2 separate regions of the Homo sapiens genome follow, and region 2 is linked to region 1. The links are chromatin loops, found by intact Hi-C in ENCODE. Cell type or tissue: dorsolateral prefrontal cortex. All regions are shown on one strand. Each heading gives the region's core, and the rest is flanking DNA. Links, peaks and the distances in the headings are about the cores only. Region 1 holds the start of NAT8L (N-acetyltransferase 8 like). Region 2 overlaps POLN (DNA polymerase nu).

The links. Hi-C counts contacts between places; a loop is a spot of excess contacts. Peaks named below come from ENCODE experiments on the same cell type or tissue, not always from the same donor. Only the 100,000 strongest peaks of a DNase experiment are listed, where the experiment ranks them.
Region 2: a loop joins it to region 1, with 3 times the contacts of the local background. A loop is called at or near these places in 4 of 110 quality-filtered maps.

The regions. Positions count from the first base shown.
Region 1 is chr4:2,056,071-2,064,790 of GRCh38, reverse strand. It overlaps NAT8L (N-acetyltransferase 8 like), which reads right to left and starts at 5,464. Exons shown (of 3, transcript NM_178557.4): 1 at 4,904-5,464; 2 at 3,629-3,793; 3 at 1-1,031. The coding sequence starts at 5,279. The coding sequence ends at 664. In dorsolateral prefrontal cortex, for the core only: no CTCF peak of the experiment used is centred there; DNase peaks (open chromatin) are centred at 5,540 and 6,152; H3K4me3 peaks cover 5,518 bases; H3K27ac peaks cover 5,872 bases.
Region 2 is chr4:2,131,988-2,140,707 of GRCh38, reverse strand. All of the region lies in intron 16 of POLN (DNA polymerase nu), which reads left to right. Among named protein-coding and RNA genes, the nearest start is that of NAT8L, 77 kb to the right of the region's middle. RefSeq lists enhancers at 4,517-5,016, 5,017-5,518. In dorsolateral prefrontal cortex, for the core only: no CTCF peak of the experiment used is centred there; no DNase peak of the experiment used is centred there; H3K27ac peaks cover 1,001 bases.

The DNA of each region.
Region 1 (8,720 bases), core at 551-8,550:
AGGGCGTCAGAGCAAAGCAGGTGTGGACAGAGCCGGGCGGCGCGGGGCAGACCAGGCCCTCCAGGAGGTGGGGGCAGGGGCAGGCCCTCCCACAGCCAGCTGGGGGCTGGGGACAGGGGCGCTCACCAGCCCGGGTCTCCGGGTCCAGTCTGGGCAGGGCGGCAGGGCGGGGCTGTGTGCATGCGGCATGCTCAGCCGGGCCACACCCTCGGCATGCGCGGAGCAAAGCAGCGCCGTGGCCAGCTGGGGCCTCCACAGGCAGTGGCGCTGGGGCCGCAGGCGGGGCCGGAGCCTGGCCCCGGGATCTGCTGCAGAGGTTCTGTGCTTGGTGAGCAAGGCTGGGCCTTCCCCAGTGGCGGCGGGCAGGGCAGCGTCATGGACAGCCGCGGTGGTCCAAGATGCCACTCTTCAGGTGGCAAGCCGCCCAGGCAGGTGGGGAAGGGCGAGGGGCTATGGCGACAAACAACCCACCCCCACCAAAGTGTCGCCGAAGAACAACAGCCCCGCACCCCCCGGAACCAGCCAGACAACCGCAGGATGTTGAAAAGGGGAAACCCAACACAAACGCCAATTGAGCGTCTGAAAGCAGGCCGCGCCGGGCGGCGGGCAGGCGGGCAAAGGCGGACAGGGCGGCCGGGGGGGCGGGCGGGCGAGCGGCGGCGGTCACTCCTCGCGCAGCTGCAGGCGGTAGCGGTGGTAGCGGACCTGGAAGAAGAGGCGCTCAGCCAGCGAGAGGGTCATGCCCGGCAGCACGTAGTGGTCACTGGCGCCCATGTGTCTGAAGCCCAGCGACTCGTAGAGCTTGTGGGCGGCCACCTTGACGGCCGTCGTGCCCAGCACCACCGCGGAGTAGTTGTGCACCACGGCGAACTCCAGCACCTTCCGGCCCAGCGCCTTGGCGATGCCCTTGCCTCGGAAACGTGAGTCCACAGACATCCGCAGCAGCTCCACCGTGTTGTCCTCCTCGTGGGCCCGTGCAGCCACAATGCCCACCACGTTGCCATCCAGCACGGCCACCCAGAAGCAGGAGCCTGCAGGGGATAGGGCGGTCAGGGACACCCGGTGAGGAAGGCTGGGGAGACCCCTCCACCTCTGGGGTGAGACAGGGCCCTTGGCACTGCCCCCTCCAGCTGGACACCAAGCCAGGGCAGTGGGACACCCAATCCCGGCAGCCCCCGGGGCCTAGCTACCAGCTCTGCTGGAGCCAAGGGAGGGGGCAGCCACTATTCAGGACAAGCAGGTAGAGCCCCCCTCCAGAGCTCCTTAAGCAGAGAAAGCCAGCCCAACACCTGTTACCCAACAGGCCAACAGCCAGGACCCACTCAAGCCTGGAGGCTGCGCTGCTCAGAGTAGTGGTCAAAGGCCCGAGTCCCTCCTCTGAGACCAAGAGCTGGGGCAGGCTTTGCCCAGTCAGGCCGCTGCCCTCTGCCCAGCTACTCCCAGACCAAATGCCTTGATGGCCCGGGCCACCCTGAACAGGCCATGGTGCAGCCAAACTGCTGTGGCTTCTGGCCACCCAGGGTCACCCGGGCCATCACGGCAAACTCCAGCACCCACAGCAGAGGGCCGCAAAGGGCAGGGGTCAGCAAAGTGCGTCCAGAAGGCTCCCTGCAGCCCAGGAGGAGCTTTCCTATAAATCCAAGTGGGGGACAGGGGATGGCCCCTCTGGCCCCGGCCTCTCCTGGCAGTAGGCCAAGTGGCCAGGCCATCACCCCATCCACAGCACGGCCCAATTCTCACCTCGAGTCAGGCACGAAGCCAGGAGGTGGCGGTCGTGGGGGAGGGGAACCGGCAGGGGAGGAGGAGAGGTGCAGGGGCAGGTTGGGGCGGTTGTGGGAGGGAACCTGCAGGCACTGGCCACAGGGGAAGCCCAGCCACCTCCAGCAGCCAAAGGCAGAGGTGGCACCCAGAGACCTCTCTGAAGACCAAGGGTTTGGCCAGTGGAGGGCCACACAGCCTGCCTGTGGCCCATCCAGCCTCCTACTCAAGGAGGCTCTGCACCTGCCCCGAGCCCCGGGAAGCCCTCCCATCCCTCCCCATTGCCCCTCTGCACAGCCACCAGCCTGCTGGCTCCATGAAGGGGACCTCTGTCTCCTTCACTGCTGGACACTGAGGCCTGGCAGGCAGCTAAAGGGGTACTGAAGGCCCTTCAAGGAGAAGCAGCGTGGGGGGGAGCCACTGGGCACCGCTGCCATCGCCACAGACACGAGCAGCTGGGCCCTCCAAGCTTTGTGCAGCTCCAGGGTTCCCAGGAGGGCTGCCCCTCCTCGGCCCCCTGTCCTGGAGCCCCTGGGGTCTCCCACACCCAACCCCCCATCTCCCTACCCACACAGCATCTCTACCTCCAAGGAGGGGATCCTGGACCAGTATCCCTCCCACCAGCTGGCCTGCCCACCACCCAGGGGTTCTGCCTCTACCTACCCAGGCAAGACGAGAGATCAGGGCCATCCCAGAAGTAGCAACCCCCAGCACCATGTGGCCCTGGGCACACCTCACTCCTCCCAAGACTCGGTTTCCCCATGTGCACAAGCAGCTCCCAGAATCCACCACGGGCCATCAGCAGCTATCCAGCCTCTGCCCTCGTGGGGTGTTCCTGCAGCCCTGCCAGCTACCCCTCCACTCCCTCACACCAGGGAGGCCACGGCCCAGAGGGAGCAGGGCCATGCCCCGTGTGCCCACCGGAGCCCCCTGTGTTGCTGTGGCCTGTGCTTCCTCATGGCCCGTTTCCCCTCCCAAGCAGAGGCTGGCCAGGGCTCAGGGGCTGCTCAGATGCTCTGTTTGGGTTTAGGAAAGGGTCAGGGAGAGCAGCAGGCACCAAGGCCGTGGCGCGGGGGTGGAGCATGGCAGCCAGCGGTGCCAGACACTGCCCCTCCCCTGACACTGACCGGGCTCCTGACAGACCCTGCCCAACCCTTTGGGCCACACTCTGTCCCTCTCGTTGGCCTACAGACGCTCCAGGATCGCAGAGAGCCTCCCACCCCAGAGAGCAGAGTCTTCACCCCTGCGGCATCCGGCATGGGGGAACCGGTGTGGCTCAGCGGCTGGGGGCCAGCCCGAGGGTGGAGAACAACCCCCACCCCCCCTAGAGCCCAGACCCAGCTCCTCCAGCTATAGAAGGCCACAGAGGCTGGGACAAAACCCTTCAGCTAAGCGGCCCAGCGATCAGGCCAGAAGTGAAGGCCAAGGCTCAAGGTCAGGTCCCCTGCCCCCACCCCATCCTCTGTGCCCCAATAGGGTCCCCGGCCCCTGCCACACAAGCCCTCTCCCCCCAGGACCCTGGCACTGCAGGCAACCCCATCCCCGCAAGGCACACCAGATGGGACCCACAGAGCCCAGCGGCCCTTGCCCCACCGCAGCAGGCGCCAGGGAGACGCATCCACAGCAGGGAACGGTGGAGCCACTGCGTCGCAGGGCCAGCTCAGGTCACTCAGCGGGAGGAACCGGCCGTGCCTCCCCCAGCCCCGCTGACACCGGAGGCCTCGGTCACCCAGAAGGCTCAGGTCACAGGGGCCCCGGCTCAGGCCCACCCACGCCGGCCCTCGCCCAGGCCTGCCCTGAGGTCGCTGGAGTGCGTGCCCCCGAGGGCTGTCTGGGGCGGAGGTCGGGGAGCGGCGGGAGCGGGACTCACCGGGCGGCTTCATGTAGTACTGCTCGATGTCCGCCATGTCCGTGTGCAGCGCGCACTCCAGGTAGGCGCGGATCACCTTGCGGCTGTAGTAGTAGCGCAGGCCCAGCAGCGCGGCCGGCACCAGGCACGTCAGCAGCAGCGAGCGGCTCACGGCGAAGCACAGCGCTGGGGGCAGAGGGCGCGGGTCAGCGGCGCGGCGGGGGTCCCCAGGCCCCAGAGACGCCACCCCGGCGAAGCCCGCTAGGGACGCCGCGCCCGGCCGCGCTCCTGGTGGAGGAGCCGGGGTCATCTCGGGTGCTTTCTACTTCTCCCTATTTCCAAGCTTCCTGCGGTGAAGACAGCCACCCCACCCACCCCCACCGCCTGGAATGAGCCTCGGCGGGTCTCTGAGCTTCCAAACACGGCAGGACACCCTCGGGATGGCCGGGCCGGGAAGGACTCTGCCCACGCTGGCCTACTGAAGCCAAGGTGGGCAGATCCTGGCAGGGAGCTGCCCCGCAGACCAGGCCCCGCGCGGGGGAGGGGGGAGGGGGGAGGAGGAAGGGGGGTGTCCCACGTTCCAGCCTCGGGCTCCAGGACCCCCTCTTCCCAGGGCCCCAGCAAGAGCCCTTCCTGGCCAGCGTCCGGGAGCTCTGAGGGCAGGGACAGGGCAGGGAGGCCCCACACCGCTTCCAGCCGCATTTCGGCTGCCGTGACCTTGGGGGAGTCGCGTCCTCCCTACGCGGCCTCAAGCGCCTCATCTGTAAAATGGGAGCGAACCCCCTCACCCCGGCAGGAAGCTCTGAGGGGAAGGGCACCCAAAGACGCTGAAGGGGCCGCCCTCTGCGACCGCCCCGGCTGTGCCAGGCGCGCGCACCCCCCGCGGCGCCGGCTGTCTTCCCCTCATAAATTAGCACCGAGCGGGAGGCGGCCTCCCCCGCCCGCAGATTATATTTAGGCACTCGCCGGGGCCCAGCCGCGGCGGGCGCTACCTGCCCTGGCACCCGCCCCCACCCAGGATGCCCGGGAGGGGACAGGGGAGGCGGTGGGGGTGGGGGGCTGCGCGGCGGGGACGCAGGTGCGGACCCCGGACCCTCCCCGGCTCCGGCCCGCTCGGGGCCCTGCGCCCATCCCCACGCCCATAGCCAGCCCTGCGCGGGGCCCGGCGCGGCAGAAAGCGGGGGGCTTCCCAGGCTGGTCCCCGGGAGCCGGGCGCGGGGTCCGCGTGGACGCCGGGGCGGGGGAGCTCCGCGCCGGCCCGAGGGACTGCGGCAGCCGGGGGCCCGGCGCACTGACCCGCCAGCAGGGCGTAGAGCAGCTGCGCGCGCGGGTGCTGCCGCAGGCCGCGGAAGGCCGTGTTAGGGATGCGCTCCATGATGCCGTCGTAGAAGATGCGGCGCGCCGCCTCCTGCTCGGCCGCACGGAACTCGCGGATGCACACGCCGCGCCCCCCCGGCGGCCCCGCGCCCCCCGCCCCGCCGTGAGGCTGAGCCACCGGGGCAGGTGGGGGCGCGGGGGGCGCGGCGGCCGGCCCGGGCGCGGCGGGCAGCGGGGGCCACATGGCGCCGGCGGCGGCGAGCAGCGCGTCCTTCTTGGCCCCCGGCAGCGCCTCATGGTCCTCGGCGGCCACGATCTTCGTCTCGCAGACCATGTCGGGAGGCCCACAATGCATGCACCCGGCCGGGCGGCGCGGCAGCGGGGACGCGGCCGGGCGGCGGCGGGCACGGCCGGGCCCAGGGCAAGGGCGCGGCGCCCTCGGACCCGCGGCGGCGGCGGCGGCGGCGGCAGCGGCGGCGGCGGCGGCGGCAGCTCAGGGGCGCGGGGCGGAGGCGGCGGGCGGCCGGGGCGCGCGCAGGGAGCTGCGCCGCATTTTGGAGAAGTATTTATAATGCGGCGGCGCCGGTGCAGTCGCGGCGCCCGCGGCCCGCAGGGTCCTAGCGTCCACTGCATTGGCTGCCGGGGGTCACCATGTGATCGCGGGGGTGGGGGAGACGCCGCCCCCGCCTCGCCGGGTGGCTCGCTGGGCGCGACGGGGCGGCCGGGCAGCGCGAGGGGCCCGGCACGGGCGGGGGCGGCGGCGCGGGCGGGGGCTCCTGGCCCGGGGGCGTCCGGCGGGGCTCGGGACCCGGCCGCGGAGCGCGTGATGGGCGCCGCCCGCCCCGCCCCCCGCTCCCACGCCGCGCGCCTGGGAGCGCCCCGACCCCGGGCCCGACCGCTGGCGATCGCGGCGCCACGTCCTCCTCCTCCTCCTCCGCGGCCGCCCGGAGCAGTCACGGCAGCGTCTCCCGCTCCGTCTCCTGCCTTTGTTTGAAAGCAGCGCCCGCGGTGGACCTGGGGAGAGGGCGCCGCGGCTGCCCCGGCCCGGAGCCCCCGGGAAGCCTCGTCCGGAGCCGCACGGGCAGCCGGAGTGGGGACGCGGAAGGGCGGGGTCTGCGGCCTGGCGCGGCGCCCCCCTGTCCGAGCCCCGCAGTGGGCACGGGGATGCGGGGCCCGCAGGACCCCTCCCGGCCCGGCCCCCGCCCCCCGCGGCCGCGCATGCGCCCCGTGGCCTCGGTGCAGGTGCAGCGGGGGCTCTGCGCCTTGTAGGACCTGCAGACGCCGCAGGCTGGGGCGGAGAAGCTCAGGTGCGGGGAGGCGGTCGCAGACCCCATCCTCGGCGCTTCTCGAACCTAGCCCCCTTCAGTTCTGCGCGACCTCCCAGCACCACCCCGAGGGCTGCCGGAGCAGAGCTTCCCCGACATGCGCGGGCGGGACGGGGCCAGGGGTCCAGGCCTGGGGACCCGCAGTCTGCGTTGTGCGGTGGAGTTGGGGCCAGCCGGGCAGCTGAGGTCACCTGAAGGCCAGGAGGGGCTGGGCCTGCCCGTGGACGTGGGAGTGAGGCCGCAGCGCCCTGGTGGGGTGGGGAGGGGCGGCTGAACTGGTCCACAGCCCCGTCCGCCAGAGAACGGGCCCTGGAGAGGGGCAGGGGACGGGGTGGGGGCGTGGGGGGGAGGGGAAGCCAAGCTGGGAAGGCGCCCCCTCAGTGTCTGGGGCCCGCTGTCAGCTTTTCAACCTAAAGGAGAAAACAGGCAAAACGAATAGAAATAGTTTGTTGGGGCCAAGTTTGAGGACTGCAGCGTGGAAGGACAGACTCAGGTTGGTCTGAATGCACGCGCTCTCATTCGCAGCAGTTGCAAGTGCGTTTTTAAAGGAAAAATGAAGACGCAGCTCCTAAATTCACCAAGAATTTGCATTAAAATGGCATAAGCTATTGATTGGTGTACATTATTTGTCACAAATTCCAGGAACATGAAGATGACGCTGAGGCGGCCAGGCGGACACTATAGGAAAGAAAAGAAAGAACAAAATGCCTTCCAGCAGTTGCCCCGGGCGTGAGTGGGGAGGCGGGACTGAGGCCCTGTACTCAGGTGTCTCTGGGCCAGATAATCTTTGAGAATCCCACATAGCTCCGGCTATTTTTCTTTTCTCATTTCTCGTGTTTGATCAAAAATTTTCTCTTCTCAAAGCAGTGATGATCGACATTCTAGATGTAAGTTTTTCTGCTGGGAAGGCTCATTCCCGGGCCATCTCACCCCGCATGGGGGGAAAGAGGACAGGTGCGGTGGGCGCTTAAGAACTTCGTGAGGCCTCAAGGCCAAGGTTGATTGGCACGGGGTCTGTCAGGCCGTCTGCTATGAAGGAGCCACGCATACCGGATGGCTTCTGAGCATCTAGCTAGCATCCTCGGGGTTTTTTGGTTGACTTTGGACATCTAGAAACACAAAGCCTAATCAATTTAAGAATGAAAAATATGGGCCGGGCGTGGTGGCTCATGCCTGTAATCCCAGCACTTTGGGAGGCCGAGGCGTGTGGATCACGTGAGGTCAGGAGTTTGAGACCAGTCTGGGCAACATGGTGAAACTGCGCCTCTACTAAAAATACAAAAATTAGCCGGGTGTGGTGGCAGGCGCCTGTAATCCCAGCTACTTGGGAGGCTGAAGCAGGAGAATCACTTGAACTCGGGAGGCGGAGGTTGCAGTGAGCTGAGATCGTGCCACTGTACTCCAGCCTGGCAACAGACTGAGATTCTGCCTCAAAAACAAGAAAAGAAAAAGAAAAAATGACACAAATAAGGGCAACTATTAACAATTTGAAATCTAGAACTGAAGAGTGCTTCTATTTTTGAAGGTAACCAGATACCTATTTTGTCTCCTTCTGGTCCTGGCCTGAAGAACAAGATGTTGAAGTTCTCCAGTGATGGAAACGACCTCTCTGGCGAGGCTGCCTGGTGTGGTCCCATCTATTGTGGTTGGAGGAAGTCCTATATTTGATGCTTTTCTCATGAAATCTCCAGGTTGGAGACCTTGAACTTTCATGTCTTCATCTCCTGAGAACTCGCCGTTAACAGAATCCTTAATTAATTTAGAATGTGCAGTGAGAAGCTCTATAGGGTCTCGGCAATAATGAAGAATATCGCCTTTAAGGGGAGCTGGTTTGGAGGCTCCTTCATCCAGGCACAGGGCCTTCCTGGTATTATTTCAAAGAGAGAAAGCTGATGTTTTCCAAACAGGGCAGAACCCCAGTTCAGCACCACAGTGGAAACACCTTAGGCCAGGGAGTGTTAGAAGCTGGTTTCAGCATTGCAGATGGGTTTTCTATTATCCCACCTGTGCGTTCCACAGTCTGGAAGATGGAGGAGGGCTGCAAGCACAATGGGAATGCCAATCCCTCCAATCCCAACCAGCTTTCACTATGCAAGGTAAGATGTCAATCAATCTTTTTTCTTTTTTCTTTTTTCTTTTTTTCAGAGAGAGACAAGGTTTCTCCATGTTGTCCAGGCTGGTCTGGAACTCCTGGGCTCAAGCGACCCTCCCACCTCAGCCTCCAAAAGTGCTGGGATTACAGGCATGAGGCACCATGCCTGGCCAATAAATCCTTTTTTTTTTTTTTTTTTGAGATGGATTTTCGCTCTTGTTGCCCAGGCTGGAGTGCAATGGCACCACCTCTGCTCACCACAACCTCCACCTCCTGGGTTCAAGCAGTTCTTCTGCCTCAGCCTCCCGAGTAGCTGGGATTACAGGCATGTGCCACCATGCCCGGCTAATTTTGTATTTTTAGTAGAGACAGGGTTTCT
Region 2 (8,720 bases), core at 205-8,204, 76 kb before region 1:
GGCGTCATCTTGGCCCACTGCAACCTCCACCTCCCTGATTCAAGCAATGCTCATGCCTCAGCCTCCTGAGTAGCTGGGATTACAGATGTACAACCACCATACCTGGCTAATTTTTGTATTTTTAGTAGAGATGGGGCTCTGCCATGGTGGCCAGGCTGGTCTTGAACTCCTGGCCTCAAGTGATCCATTCACCTTGGTCTCCCAAAGTGCTGGAATTACAGGCATGAGCCACTGCGTCCAGCCCAAGTGGCAAATTATTTTATTCCTACAGTCAGCAGAAATAAGAGTTACAAATTTTAAACCTATTCCATGCATCAATTTAACAAATCCTGGCCAGGCACGGTGGCTCACACCTGTAATCCCAGCACTTTGGGAGGCTGAGGCGGGTGGATCATAAGTTCAGGAGTTCGAGACCAGCCTGACCAACAAGGTGAAACCCCCGTCTCTACTAAAAAGAGAAAAATTAGCCAGGTGTGGTGGCGCACGCCTGTAATCCCAGCTACTCAGGAGACCGAGGCAGGACAATCACTTGAACTGGCAGGCAGAGGTTGTAGTGAGCCAAGATTGTGCCACTGCACTGTAGTCTGGGCGACAGAGTGAGACTCTGTCTCAAAAAAATAAATAAATAAATAAATAATCCCTTTGAATGTACCCAACAAAAGGTGAAAGAGCTATTTATTACTTACCTTTTGAGTTCTAATAGGAAGTGTTCTATTCTGTTTTCCAGAACCCCAGCCACTCGTAAGTTGTTATTTCCTGGAGAGTCTTATAAAATTTTCTTCAGGGCACTGACTTGCACCCCCAGATGGAGAGCTCTGCCTTTCTTTCCTGATGTAGTCTTTAGGCTCTGTTTTCATTAGGACCCACATAAATGATATAAGTGCTATTCTGAAGTAATTCTAATCAAGGCCTTTACGTTGTTGCCATGTTATTTTTCTGCTTTCCTGATGAATATTCCTCCCATATAATTTAAATATCTATCAAAAGATTTATTAGCAAGGTGTTCATATACCACATAATTACTGCTAAATCTGCACTATTTGAAACCCAAATGAACTTTTAAAATCTTTATACTTTATTATTTTGAGTGATTTAATATTTTCCTATTTCTATCTAGAGTAAACTGAGCCATCCCCTCATTCCATGCATCACCTCACAGTGGGAAGAGGAGCGTTCTGGTACTTTCTGTGCATTGCCTCTTGACAGGGACATATGCAGAGCAGGTTCCACTGTGTGCAGCGCACATTGCTATTTTCTCTTCTATTCAGTTCACCTTTGAAAGTGCTGTTTGTGACCCACTAAGGAACTGGGACCTGCAGTTTAAAATGGATTATCAGGGCCAAAGGCTGGCAGGTGGAGGAGCCTGGCCTCCCTTTGAGTCACGCTGCCCAGCACAGTGACCACAGCCTTGCTGACCCCAGGGGAGCTGCGGGCCCCAAGCTCCGGCCAGCCCTGCTTGGCAGAGGCTCACGCTTCCCCCTGGGGGCCTGGCCCGTTTCCGTGGCTCCTCCCTCTCCCCACTCTGCCCTGCTGGTGACCCAGTGTGGCTCTGCCCTTCCCCTCTGACCCTGCGGCTTGTCCCCTTCCCAGAGGAGGGGCTCCTCTCCCTCTGCCCATTTGTTGTGGTCAAGGGTGCTCATCCTTGCTCCTCGGAGTCCACTGCATGAGCATCTCCTTTCCCGGCAGCTTCCATGCCTGCGCACATGCTCACCAGTCTCAACCCTCTTCATTCAGCTTTCCTTCAGGAATATCAGGAAAAAAAAAAAAGGCACAGTGATTTCACCTTTTTCTTTTCTTTTCTTTTCTTTTTTTTTGAGACAGAGTCTCACTCTGTTGCCCAGGCTGGAGTGCAGTGGCACATTCTTGGCTCACTGTAACCTCTGCCTCCCGGGTTCAGAGTAGCTCAGCCTCCCGAGTAGCTGGGATTACAGACATGCACCACCACACCTGGCTAATTTTTGTATTTTTACTAGAGACCAGCTTTCATCTTATTGGCCAGGCTGGTCTCGAACTGCTGACCTCAAATGATCCGCCCACCTCAACCTCTCAAAGTGCTGGGATTACAGGTATGAGCCACCGTGCCTGGCTGATTTCACCATTTTTAAGCCAGATCTTTGGCTTCTCCTCTGAGCTACCCTGTGGGGGTGGCGATTCCTCAGCTCAACTGGTCACACAGGCTGGAGCCCAGGGGTCCGGGCTGGGCACCAAAGCCTTTGGGCCTCCTGGTATAGCTGTCCCCACCCTTGTTGCCTGCACATCTTGGTGCCAGCCTTCCAGCTCCCCACCCACCTTCCTGCTCTCATCCCTCCAGCCGGGAGAGTCAGAAATGCAAGCCCAGCTCCACAGCTCCAATCCCTAAAGTCTCCAGTGGCTCCCAGAGCTCTTGGGGTAACTAATGTCTGGTCTCCTCACCTAGCTCTTAGGGCTTTGGGTGGTCTGACCCCACCTGCTTCTCCAACCCCATTTCCTGTCACTCTCCATTCATCATCATTCATTCAACAGATGTTTTCTGAACACCTGTGTGCCAGGATGTTCAGGGTGCTTGCACTGTATGGGTCAAAACTCTATCCTGGCTGGGCACAGTGGCTCATGCCTATAATCCCAGCACTTTGGGAGGCTGAGGTGGGCGGATCACAAGGTCAGGAGTTGGAGACCAACCTGGCCAACATGATGAAACCTTGTCTGTACCAAAAATACAAGAATTAGCTGGGCGTGGTGGCGTACACCTATAATCCCAGCTACTCGGGAGGCTGAGGCAGGAGAATCATTTGAACCCAGGAGGAGGAGGTTGCAGTGAGCCAAGATCACACCACTGCACTCCAGCCTGGGTTACAGAGTAAGACTCTGTTCCCCCACCGACCCGCCCCCCGACCGAAGAAACACCTCTGCTCTATGGAGTCTTGGAGATAGAGGGCATGAGACAGCCAATACGCATGTGGAATGAGAAACGATACAGAGGAGAGTGAAATGTGAATGTATGGAACGTATGTAGTGGGGGGACGATTGCCAGCCTCGGGAAAGCAGTGTTCAAGAGGTTGGGGAGGGGGCAGCTGAGCAGAAGCTTTAGTGGGTGAGGGGGGCCACGGGAGTGTATCAGGAGGAGCAGGCAGAGGGGGCTGCCCATCCAAGCCACTCACAGGGTTCCAGACCCCACATGGTGTCAGGGCCACACTGCCCTTCAGGCTGCAGGTCAGGCTCCACGAGCTGCTTAGGTCAAGTGCAGTGGCATCAGCCTGGCTCAGGTGCCATAGCAGGTGTGCTGCTGTGGCCCTCACTCTGAGCTCTGTGCCAGCTGCCCTTTTCTGTGTTTTTGTTGTGGTTTTCACTTGGATTTTCTTTTAATCAAGAAAAATTATTTCAAGAGACCGCTGGCATTGTCTGGCGGACCCTGGAGGCAACAGAACCTTGGCTTAGGGCAGAACTGAGTTCAAATCTCAGCTCAGTCAATAGATGTGTTACTCTAGCAAGTTACTTAACTTATGGAAACCTCACTTTTCTCATCCATGAAATGATAAAAGCAGCACCTTCTTTGCTAGGTTATTGTGAAAATTATTTATTTTTCGTCTTACTCATTCAGCCACTATTTGTGAATTGCTCCTGTGTGCTGGGCTGTGTAGTAGGTGCTGGGGACACGGTGAAAACGCCGTGGGCCCTGCCCCGGGAGGCTGTGTCCAGAGGGCAGAGTGCCGTGTGGCTGTTCTGCACAGCACCTCTCAGGTGCCTCACACAGCCTGGCACGTGTGGGGCGACTGCCACAGCTTTCTCAAGACAAGGAGAGCCAGCATGCCCTCAGGCTGGCCAAGACCCTGTGACTATCACTTTCCTTTGGCTTCATTCCAGAGGCTGCAAGGACATAGTCAACACATTAAAAGCAGGGCTGCCATCACCTTTTCCTTATTTCCACCACCTCCCCAGTTTGGCACCTTCCATCTGGAGCTTCAGTCAGGTAGACAGATGAAGATACCCAGGCCCACACAATACCTAGGGAGAAAAGCAACGGGCTCATGTACCTCCTGGGCGCAACCCCTTCACCCACAGCTGAGACTATTCCCTGCATAGCATTCCACTAACAGCTACTGAGATTTTAACAAATGCCACATTGTAGAATTAAAACGTCATCTCAGCACCTTGCCTTTCACTGAATGTTAAATAAAGGCTGTTAACATTCAATTTTTTTAGATCAGTTCTCTTATTTGCAAAAACATACCAAGTTCACCATGAAAACAGATGCTGGGATGTGCCCCATCCACATGGCTGGCACTTTCCCCTGCAACCACTCATGGGAGACTTGGGCTGCCCAGAGCAACCCATGAGGGCTGAGCACAGGTGCCTTCCTCTGCGGGGTTCAGCTGGGCTTATTTAACAGGCAGCTGAGAAGTGATCTCCACACATTTTGATGTCCACAGTAATAGCAGAAAACTGTATACCCTAGAGGAGATTAAAATTGTAAGAAAATTATTCCAGTTTGCTTCCATCTCCGTAGTTTGGGGAACTTAAACTAGTCATTCTGCTGTATGATTGCGTTACTGTGTGCTCTCTCTGCTCAGCTTAGGAGACACATGGGCATGGTCTCCGCCCCCTGGACATTCGTTGGACCTGGGAGATGAAATGTTCATGGGTGGTCAACACGAGGGGACCAGCTTATGTAATGTAAATAACATGATTGACTCCAACAAATTAGGAGTATGCTGGTTCTGAGGCTTTCACCTGCAGAAACATTCAGATATCACCATTTGCTCTCGGCCTGGGTGGCCAGCTCCTCGCCCGAGGAGAGTAATGGGGAGTCTAGCCCCTCCCAGTAGAGGATGCCTGCAGGTAGTGATCGCTTCTCTATTCTTCTTCCACGAACGGTTCCCCTGCGTGCTAGCACGTGGTGTTGGTCTGTGACGGCAGCCGCTTGCTAGAGTGATGTCTGACTTCGATGCTCTCATGGGCGTGTGATAGCCACGCTTTCATCCACACCCCCAGTGTGCTGGGTGACCCCCACAGGCTTCTCCCACATTTGGACTCTCACCTGGTGGGACCCAGCTTCCTCCCAGATGTTCGGACTCTTGTTAGTTGTCGCTTCCCACCACAGTCACTTTGGTCACCCTCGGTCTTTGGTAGTTCACGTGCTGTATGTGCTAATTGCTCACGTAGACACCTGTGAACATGCGTTTGCTCATGAGGCGTTAGGGACGGCACTCTGTCTGATGGCTGCTTGCATCACAGAGGCCCATAGAGAAGCGCAGCAGTGTTTCATGTGTTTGGAAATGTGAACCCGTGCACATGAACAGACATTCACAGATCTGGTTGGCGCACAGTGCCACAACCAACGGGGAGCATTGGCCATGAAAAGCTTGGCACGGGCTGATATCTCCTCCAGAGAGGCCTTGCTGAAGGCCCATGAAGGTTGGTTACAGAAGAAACACATGTGGTTCTGTGGCCGCTTCCTGTCTCCTGATTTCTTGGAACTCTGCCATGAGTGAGGCTGATTTCCCCAGCCTCACTCCTCAGGGGCCTGAAGTACTCTCTTCTTCCCTCAGAGCACCATGGAGAGTCTCCTGTGACACCCTTTCATTTTGTTCATTTGAACCCTGCGTTATGTGACTTGTATGTGTGATACACACGTCATGACAGACAATAACTCCCAGAAGGCCAGATTTGTGTGCGAGTTCATTTTGCATTGCTGCCCTGGGCTGCATATCGTGGTGCTTTCTCTGTAGCGGAACATCATCAGTATTGGGGGGATGCGTGCACAAGGCACAAGCAGAAGGAAGGAGTTTAGTCGAAGGTGGCAATTTGTACGTTATGTGTATTCAATTTTTATTACTGACATGCTTTCAATGCCTCTCTGTCTCACTCATTCAGTAAACACGCACGTATTACATACTTTCTATGTGTGAGGTGCTCCTGGAAAGGGGGATCCAGGTCTCCAGCTGTTCAACGTTGTGATCAGTACTTGGTCTGAACTGAGAGATGTCAAGGATGCTCTTCAGAGCATTGTGACAGACCCCCAGCCTGCTTAATTAGGGAGCTAGAGGAGGTTTCCTCCTTAAGGAAAGGAGGAAGTCTGCTTGTGTGCAGATTTGAAGGATGAGGAGAAGTCGTGGTATCAAAAAGGTGGGGAGGTTAAAACAATAATGAGATCCCACTACATACCTATTAGAACGACTAAGATCAAAAAGCAAAACAAACAAACAAACAAAAACCTTACATTATTAATTGGTGAGGGTGTGGAGCAACAGGCACTCATTCATTGCTGGTGGGAATGAAAAATGGTACAGCCACTTTTCGAGTTTGGCAGTTTCTTTCAAAACTAAATACCATATGATCCAGCCATTACACACCTAGGCATCCACCAAATTAATTTGAAAACTTATGTCCACACAAGAACCTGCACACAAATGCTTATGGCATCTTTATTCATAATCACCAAAAACTGGAAACAACCAAGATGTCTTTTTAGAAGTGAATAGATAAATAAACTGTGACACATTCATACTGAGAAATATTATTCAGTGATAAAAAGGAATAAGCTACAAAGCCATAAAAAGGCATGGATGAATCTTAAATTCATATTGCCAAATGAAATAAATCAATCTGGAAAGGCTACATACCACACGATTCCAAATTATGTGACATTTTGGAAAAGGTAAAACTGTAGACACAGTAAACAGATGAGTGGTTTCCAAAAGTTCAGAGCTGGCACTTGGGGATGAGGTTGGATAAGTAAAGCTCCGGGGATCGTTTAGGGCGGTAAAACTATTTTGTATGATACTATGATGGTGGATAGCTGACAGTATGCATTTGTCAAAACCAATAGAATGTACAACAGCAAGAGTGAACTATAATGTATGTAAATTTTTAAAAGTCATTTATGAAGTCGGGGGATCTCAGGATGGGAGACAGAATGTGACATGTCCATCTAATTATATTAAATTTGTGTGAAACAACCTCACTGGGGAAAGTTGTTGGGGGGCAGGGGGAGAAAAGAGATGCTGACCTGAAACAAATGGAGTCTTAAAGACAAAAGACAGAAGCAACTGAACACAATTATTGCACTCTAGTTAATAAAGTTGTTTTCCACAGGGGTACAGGTGAACAATTCTGCTACCACTATGTACATATACTGGAATTAAACATGCAGTATTTGTCTGTCTATACCTGGTTTACTTCACTTAGCATAATGGCCTCCAGGCTTATCCATGTTGCTGCGAATGACAGGATGTCATTCTTTTTATAGCAGAATGGTATTTCATTGTGTATATTTACCACATTTTCTTTATCCATTCACCCATTGATGGGCACTTAGGCTGATTCCATATCTCGACTGTTGTGAACGGGGCTGCAGTAAACATGGGAGTGCAGATACTTATTTGTCATACTGATTTCCTTTCTTTTCCATACATCCCCTGCAGTGGAATTGCTGGATCATATGGCATTTTAATTTTTCTTTTTTTGAGGAACCTCCATATTGTTTTCCATAGTGGCTGCACTAATTTACTTTCCCACCAACAGTATATCAGAGTTCCCCCTTTCTTTGCATTATTGACAGCATGTTATTTTTTTTTTTTTTTGCCATTTTTTATAATAGCCATGTAAATTTACATCAGGCTGGCCTCAAACTCCTAGGCACAAGTGATCCTCCTGCCTTGGGTTCCCAAAGTGCTGGGATTACAGGTGGGATCCACTGTGCCCAGCCACAAGCTATTTTTATATTTCATATTCTACCACTTCAAATAAGATGCAAAAGGCTTACAAAAGCCATTGAACTCAAAAAAGCTGATTTATTATATTTACCCAGATACTGACCATTTCTGTTGCTCATCTTTCATTCCTGAAGTTCCAGGTTTCCCTTTGGAAGCATTTCCCTTCAGCCTGAAGAATTTCCTGTAGCATTTCTTTTAGAGCAGGTCTGCAGATGACAGAGTACTTTAATTTTTATTCATCTGAGAATGTCTTTCACTCACCTTCATTCCTGGAGGATAGAATAAAGAGCTCTGAGCTGGCAGTTCTTTCAGTCTGTGGAAGTTGTGGCTCCATTGTCTTCTGGTCTGCATGGTCCCTGACAGGAAATCTGCAGTCACTCACATTGCTGTTCCTCAGCATGAAAAGTGTCATTTTACCCTGGCTAGTTTCAAGATGATTGTTTTTAAATCACAGTTTTTTCAGCAGTTTGATTATGATGTTTCTGGGCCTGGTTATCTTTTAATTTACCATATTTAGGGTTGTTCAGCTTCTCAAATTGGAAAAAGTATGTCTTTCACTAAATTTCAGAATTTGAAGCCATTATTTCTTTAAGAAAACTTTTTTCTGCACAATTCTCTTTCTTTTCTCTAGGAACTAAGAGAACACAATTTGATATTGTATTTTGATATTAGCCCACAGGTCCTTGAGTCTTTGTTTATTGTTCTTCCCTTCTTTAGATTGGATCATTTCTATTGATCTCTCTTCAAATTCAATAGCTGTTTTCTCTGTCATCTCTACACTATTATTGAGCTTATCCTGTAAATATTGGGTATTTTTTGAGGTATCATGTGATTCTAATGTATAGAAAACTTGAGAGCCACTGACTTAATACCCCAAGGCCTTCATGTCCTCATCTTAAAAAAATGAGGATGACAATGTGGCCTTACCACTTCCCAGGGCTTCTAGGGGGAACTAAGGAGCATTGCTGTAAGATTGCAGGACTTTGATGCTTGGCACAATTCGTCAGATTTAGCCAGGGAGTCAAGACC